Linked DNA regions of Homo sapiens: regions 2 and 3 are each linked to region 1. Evidence: chromatin loops called from intact Hi-C (ENCODE). Cell type or tissue: Caco-2. All regions are shown on one strand. Region 1 has its middle 25 kb from the start of KCNIP1. Region 2 overlaps KCNIP1 (potassium voltage-gated channel interacting protein 1). Region 3 overlaps KCNIP1 (potassium voltage-gated channel interacting protein 1).

What was found. Peaks named below come from ENCODE experiments on the same cell type or tissue, not always from the same donor. Only the 100,000 strongest peaks of a DNase experiment are listed, where the experiment ranks them.
Region 2: it touches region 1 in a loop (9-fold over the local background); 2 of 110 quality-filtered maps call a loop at or near these places.
Region 3: it touches region 1 in a loop (18-fold over the local background); 3 of 110 quality-filtered maps call a loop at or near these places.

The regions. Positions count from the first base shown.
Region 1 is chr5:170,478,189-170,480,688 of GRCh38, reverse strand. It overlaps a transcript of KCNIP1 not described here. Among named protein-coding and RNA genes, the nearest start is that of KCNIP1, 25 kb to the left of the region's middle. In Caco-2, no CTCF peak of the experiment used is centred here; a DNase peak (open chromatin) is centred at 1,000.
Region 2 is chr5:170,569,976-170,572,475 of GRCh38, reverse strand. The region is part of intron 1 of KCNIP1 (potassium voltage-gated channel interacting protein 1); the gene reads right to left. Among named protein-coding and RNA genes, the nearest start is that of KCNIP1, 67 kb to the right of the region's middle. In Caco-2, no CTCF peak of the experiment used is centred here; no DNase peak of the experiment used is centred here; H3K27me3 peaks cover 94 bases.
Region 3 is chr5:170,622,255-170,624,754 of GRCh38, reverse strand. All of the region lies in intron 1 of KCNIP1 (potassium voltage-gated channel interacting protein 1), which reads right to left. Among named protein-coding and RNA genes, the nearest start is that of KCNIP1-AS1, 58 kb to the left of the region's middle. RefSeq lists an enhancer at 896-1,190. In Caco-2, a CTCF peak has its summit at 998 (motif pointing right); a DNase peak (open chromatin) is centred at 1,019.

The sequences.
Region 1 (2,500 bases):
GTGGATCACTTGATCCTGGGAGTTTGAGACCAGCCTGTGAAATATGGAGAGACCCCATCTCAAATACAAAAAATACAAAAAATTAACCAGGCGTGGTGGCATGAGAATCTCTTGAACCCAGGAGGCAGAGGCTGCAGTGAGCCGAGATCACAACACTGCACTCTAGCCTGGGTGATAGAGCGAGACTTTGTCTCAAAAAAAAAAAAAAAAAATCCCTAGTCTCCTAGGAGATGAAGCGCACTTTAGGAAACACTCTGGTCTCAGAAAAGGATACCAATGTGAAGGCACGGACTTTTATATTCTTAGGCCACATTTAAGCTCAAGTGCAATAATGTTGGGAGACACTTTATCAGTTTCAAATAAGAATCAGTAACCCCAGAGCTGGCTGGCCTGAGATTATTTTTCTTTTGGTTCTGAAAGAAATTTGTATTCTTAGGAGAAACTGTATCACTTCATACTCTAATCCTAGGAAACGATCGCATTGACTCTAAGAAAGTAACAGAGAAAATATAAGAATAAGTATAAAAGTACTTTTTAAAACCAATATATACCCATAATCTTCATGCCTTTGTAACCAGTGTAAAGGTAAGTGTGCATATATATTTTTCAATCAGTATGACGTTTTGTGTGCATTTTTGCTGACTTTTTAGGTGTTTGAAACATTTAAAAGGGTCTGACATATTAAACTTATGGTTTTATTTAAAAGTGTTGGAGAGTGTGGTTAAATAATTTTGTAAACAATGGTTTATAAGTTTGGGAATTTTTAATTGTTTCAATTTTTAATAAGTTTTTGATTTATTAATTGTGCAGATAGTGTTCGAATGTCAAGAGGAATATTGTTTAATAGATGTATAAAATTCGGAAGTTAAATGTTAAACAAAGCACAAATATGAATCAGGAACACTAATCAGTGCTTTGTTTAATATTTAACTGATTGCTGAGTCAGTTTTGGTGACAAATATCCTACCAATGCATCACAGCCAAGATTCCAGAGCCCCCATGTGGGCAAAACAACTCGGTATTACCCTTATGGAACTGTAGTAAAAGCAGAAGGGACAGATACATTTTTCCTTGGGGTATGTCATGCTGAGCTTGCATTTTACTATGGCGATTCTTAGAAAAGGAGAAGTCTTCATGTCTTAAAGGAATTGATCAAATGGAGCTTTTCTTGGTCCTTTGCAGAAGGTGATTTAATTCTTCTATTAAATATATGTTGGGTTATTAAGCATCGATAGGCACTTTTCTCTATCCTTGTAAGAAGAGTGAATTTTGAATACATCTAATAGTCTTGGAAAAAAATAGAAATTAGTAGTCATGTTTGGTAACATGTAAAGAGGGAACTGATAACATGGCAGGATAATTGAGGGGGATCTTTGGGACAGGAGTCCTAACCTCTCCCCCAGTTTTCTCTGGTGCTTTCTGCTAGTGCCTGCTAAGACCTGAAGTTTACTTGTTTTCCATCAGAACTCTGAGATTCTTATTTTATTAAACCATATAATCAGGATTTTATAGTCTAGGAAAACATAGACCATTACCTGCTCAGCGCCTCCAGCTAGTGACATCTTAGAAATACAAGCCCCTAGTTCTCTTAGTAACCAAAGGAGTGGAGTCCTTTCTGAAGGCTTGAATTCTATCTGACACTACACATTTGTGGATTTCTCTGCTTTGATGCCTTCTTGACAGATAACGTGCAATCCCCCTTTTCAAAGTCTAAAGAAAACAGGATTGAAACATTTGGGAGCAAATGCCCTGCAAATATGGCCAACCTTTTTTTTTTTTATCTTCCTTTTCATTAACCACATTGAGAGTCATGCATGAAACTTAGATCTATATTGGTGTTTCATTTATAGGAAGTGTTCAGCTGTCTGTCATTTTTATTCACCCTAAGCATCTTGAACATCCTACCGAACTGTAATCTTGAAAGCTAATGCTTCATGAGAAACCTTTTCTTTTTTTCTTTAGAGCATACAAGTGTGTCCTATTTAAAAGGAACCCAAGATGCCAAAATTCTCACATAGAAACTTAGACATCTTGGCAATTGTTCTTGCAATGGAAAACTGGGCTTGGTAGAGAGATGGTTCCCCGGGGAAACTGACCATGGTGGAGTCGCACAGTCTTGCAGTAAGCCTTCGGACACAGGCTGAGTTCAGAGTCCCTAGGGCCATCTGGAGCTGCCAGCCAGAAAGTAACACACCTTTGTGAGGATGGCAGCCCGAGGGATCTACACTCCATCAGGACTGCCATTAACAGCAGGTGTCCTTATGGGACTGGAAGGCCGGGGAAGCTTGTCCTCCAGCCATGAGCGTTGCATAGTCTCTCAGTCCATTAAAAGAGCCAAATTAAAGGAACATGCATCCTTTTCCTAAGTCTGTGATATCTTTCTAACCATTATGCTCCCAAACTTTATGATAATCATGTAATAACTAAACAAGGAACTTACAAAAGGTATCAAATGAATACAACTACAATAAAGTCCATTTGGATAAAGCCCCAAATCTTT
Region 2 (2,500 bases), 92 kb before region 1:
TTTGCTGAAGCTTCAAGAAAGCACTGTGAGCGCAAGAAGGGAGGGTTTTGGGGCCACACAAATCCCAGCCATTCGGTGCATTCCGGGTATTGGAGGTCCCACCGGGGTCCATCTGCAAGGAGCTTTTCTTTATTTAGTGGGAAAATGTGTGCAGAGGTTGCAATCCAAGAACCAAAACCTCTCAGCAGATGTTGCATTTGGCTTGTTTATTTTGTTTTTGTTTGTGCCTGTGCGTGTTCAATTGAGGCAGCTCTTAAAAATTGGGACATTACGCATACAGTCGATTTCCAGCTCCTCTTGAAGTCAGGAAATCTGGCTGCACTGGTTCACATTTCCTTGGGCAATACCAGGCTGAGGTTGAGAAGCAGCAGCCTCTTTAGACAGGCTCGGTGCACCTCCATTCACCCCAGCCCCCATCACTTCCTTTCATTGTTCCTACAAGTAGACTACTTGGGCTGTCATTACTGTGCGTAGGGTGCTATTTGTCTTATAGTAGAGATATAGTTCTCTGTATTCACATCTCTATTAAATGTGAGGAAATGAAAGATAGATCAGGAGGGATGCATTTTTCAAGAAAAATGATGGAAAAGATACTTTCTTGTGATATTGAAGAATATTCTTCGGTATTTTGTAGGCGAAGGGCCAGCTCTGCTCACTTGCATGCTTTGTCTGGCCCACAGAATGACCTATTCCCTGAGCCCCCAGAAATGTCCACATTTAAGCACGGTCCCATTATTGACATAACTCACTCAGCCATTGTCTACTGAGTGCCTGCCATGTACCGGCAACCCTGCTTAGCCCTGGACTGTGGTGAGTCAGATGGACGTGCTCTCTGTCCTCCTCCAGTCTGGCCAGTAAAAGGAATCCCAACAATTCAAACAAGTAACCCCAACCAAGTGCTGGGTGCCGTCATAGCAGAAAAGCCCTGGCCACGGTGGTATAAATTAGGGGAAAAATACCTAGGAGTCAGCAGTCTTTCCAGGAAGAAGTGATGTTTCAACTGAGACCTGGAGGTGGAGACAGAGCAAGTTGCTCCAGTTGGGGAAAAGCCTGCGCACAGGCAAGAAGGCAGGAGAGAAAGGTGCTGGAGGAACTGGAGGAAGCTAAGTCTTGCTGGAGTATACAGCATGGAGGTGAAAGGGCCAGGGAAGAGATGAGTCTAGGGAGGGATATGACAGCTGGGCTGTGATGGTCAAAGGGTTAGTGACCTAACTGGGTTCTAATGTGCATGGATGAATCCCAGTAGCCAGAGGACAGCAAGAGTCAACCAGAGTCCAAAAGACAATGTGGGGGAAGAGGGAGGAAAGTGAGTGAGGACCGGGCAGATGGTGGAGGCTGGAGAAGGACAGCAGGGGACCTGTGGGTAGCACCTCCTTCAACATTTTTGCAGCAGTCCTCAGAATCTGAGCGTGACCAAAACACAGAGAACAAATTGCAGGCTTCCAAGCTGGATAGATCTAGTTGAGCTACTTTTTGATTGGCTTTGGGACACTACTTATCATTTTTTAGCCTCAGTTTCCTCACTTATAAATCAGGATAATGACACATACCTCCAGGAGTTATCTGAGGGTTAAATGAGGCTAAAAGCATCTGGCACTTAGTGGGGGACTTAATAAAGGTAAGCTGATTTTCAGTTGACTTGGTTATGAATTTTAAAACCTGATACCCAGCCTGGGATGACTTAGCTTTATTTCCTCCCAGGAGGCATCTCCTGTTCGGTGTCCCCACCTGGGAGGAGCCCTCCCCAGTCAGTGCCGGCCGTCTGTCGCTGGTGCTCCAATGCTGACCCGCCGCCTGGCACGGGGCCACAGTCATAATTACCACTTCTGAATCGATTCCTTTGAGCCCTTTTGAGCAGGCTGAGGAATGCTGTGATTAAAATGATTTAAAACCTGCCTCTATTTCACAGCTTTTAATATTTGATAAGATTTGGAACAAGGGGTGAGAGCAAGGCAGGAGATCTGGCAGTTTACAATCCCAGCTTCAGCCTTCTCAAGTGCCTATTGGGGGCACTCAAAAAAGGGGGTGGGGGAGAGAGTATGAATTTGAACATGTGGGGAAGTGTAACAGCGTGCATTTTCCAAAGGAGACAGGCATGGACAGATCAGCTTCTCCTTCTCCCAGGTGCTTCATGGCTTTGAATGCCAGTAATGATTAAGATGATTATTATGAAAAGCATGATCAGAAGAAGACTATAGCAGCTATCATTGATCAGGTATCCAAGATATGCCTGTAAGAGATCTATTTTCCCAAGGATCTTTAATTTCCCTAAGGATTTTATAAGGGAGTGTGATTTTTCTTAATTTTATAGAAAATAGAGGCTCAGTGACTTTTCTAATATCACTCAGCCAGTTACTGGGAGAGCTGAAGTCCACGCTGGGCTGGCTCTGCCACGTACGACATCGTAGAGCATCGGAGCAGAAACAGGAGAGTGTTGCAGATGGGCAGGGACCTTAGATGGCTCTCCTATCCCCATCCATGACAATGGTCCTAGGGAAAA
Region 3 (2,500 bases), 140 kb before region 1:
CTCCCCTCCCCTCTCCCCCCCCACCTCCCCGGTCTCCTTTCCTCTCCTCCCCTCCCCTCTCCTCTCCTCCCCTCCACACAAGAACTGAGGCACCAAGACAGGTCTGAGCTCACGGGCAGGCGAAACGTTTAAACTGCGTGTGAGATTGACATTTTAATTGGATGGGACTTTCCAATGCTTGAAAACTGAAATTATTATTGTGATGAGAACCGAAGTGATCAGAAATATAGGAGAATAGCCAGAGATGTTGTAAAATGATTGTAAAATGGAGAGGAAGGAAAACGAGAGAATACAGTTAAAGATAGAGTTTGGAGAAAGGAAGGTGTTTGTTGTTTGTACCCCTTCGTCAGTCAATCAATTGGTTACCTTCTGCTTCACTTAGTTGTTAATTCATTTCCTTCCTCCTCACCTCCACTTGACTCTAAGCTCAGCAAGATCAGAGACTGTTCCTTTTTTCAAGGTCTCTGCTGTATCCCCTGCACCTAGAATGGCTACTGGAGAATGGCACATAGTAGATGCTCAATAAATATGGTTTGGATTAGTGAAAGAACAACAAAATAGGTGCTCAAATGTGTTGATTTATGGGTATGACCTATTTGATTATGCTGTTCGAATCTTTTATTTTGTACTCGAGGAATGAGTTTGCCCTGGTTAAAGTAGCCCAGAAAACCTGGGCCCGGGAGCTGAGAGGACCAGGGGATGGATTGCCCAGGTCAGGGCATCAGGCCAGGGCCACTATTTCCCAGACACGGGGCCACTGGAGGCAGGGAGCATAGAGCCTCAGGGAGTCGGTTCCTTGGGGCTGGCTGGGCGTGGAGTGAAGGCTGGGCCTGGCCTCAGTTCTGGGACACAGGTGTGGCTGAGCTCCTGCTGAGAATAGATTTGGAAGGGCTGGAGGCTCAGGGCCCCCAATGTAAGACCTCCCAGTGTCCAAATGAGAACCTTTTCCTGAGTACTTGGGCCCCGCACTTGACATCATGTGCGTTAGTCTTCAGGCCACCAGAAGGGGGCAGCGCCGTCACGCCATTTTGCAGAGCCTTGATAAGCCCATTTGGAGTTCAGCCCCTCCCGCCATCCTCACTATCCCTTTTCGTCCCAGACTTCTTTACCTGAAACTTCATGAAGCACTTTTCGCATCGGTTTCGTCTGAGGGGAGAGGTTGGGGAAAGGAGGGTGTATTTGCCTCTTAGGGTCACCATAACAAAGTATCACAGGCTGGGGTGGTTTAAGACAGGGGTCCCCGGGCAGGTCGTGGTGGCTCACGCCTGTAATCCCAGCACTTTGGGAGGCTGAGGTGGGCGGATCACTTGAGGTCGGGAGTTCAAGACCAGCCTGACCAACATGGAGAAACCCCATCTCTACTAAAAATACAAAAATTAGCCAGGTATGGTGGCGGGTGCCTGTAATCCCAGCTACTTGGGAGGCTGAGGGAGGAGAATGGCTTGAACCCAGGAGGCGGAGGTTGAAGAGTCGAGATCGTGCCATTGCACTCCAGCCTGGGCAACAAGAGCGAAACTCCATCTCAAAAAAAAGAAAAAAAAAAAGACAGGGGTCGCCAATCCCCTGGGCCACGGATGGGTCTGTGGCCTGTTAGGACCCCGGCTGCACAGCAGGTGAGCTGGCGAGCAAGCATTACCGCCTGAGCTCCGCTCCTGTCAGATCAGCCGCCGCATTAGGTTCTCATAGGAGCATGAACCCTATTGCGAACTGCGCATGCGAAGGATCTAGGTTGCTCACTCCTTATGAGAATCTAACTAATGCTAATGCCTGATGATCAGAGGCGGAACAGTTTCATCCTGAAACCATCTCCCACCCCACACACCCTGTCCGTGGAAAAATTGTCTTCCACTGAACCAAAACCGGTTTCTGGTGCCAAAAGGGTTGGGGACCACTGGTTTAAAGCAACAGCTACTTATCCCTTCCCAGCTCTGGAGGCTGGGAGTCTGAAGTCAGGGTGTCAGCAGGGCTGTGCTCCCTCCAAAGGCTCTAGGAAAACCCTTCCTAGGCTTCCCTGGCTTCTGGTGGCCCCAGACACTCCTTAGCCTCGCGCTGCATCCCACTAACCTCTGCCTGTCTTTGCACACAGCCTTCTTCACTGCCTCTCTGTATCCACTCTTTTTTTTTTTTTTTTTGAGACAGAGTCTCACGCTTGTCACCTAGGCTGGAGTGCAGTGGCGCGATCTCGGCTCACTGCAACCTCTGCCTCCTGGGTTCAAGCAATTCTCTTGCCTCAGCCTCCCGAGTAGCTGGGATTATGGGTGCTCACCACCACACCCAGCTAATTTTTGTATTTTTAGTAGAGACGGGGTTTCACCATGTTGGCCAGGCTGGTCTTGAACTCCTAACCTCAAGTGATCTGCCTGCCTCAGCCTCCCAAAGTGCTGGGATTACAGGCGTGAGCTACTGGCCCCGGCCTGTATCCCTTCTTTTTATAAGGACATCAGTCACTGGATTTCGGATAGACCCCAAATCCAAGATGATTTCATCTTGAGACCCATAA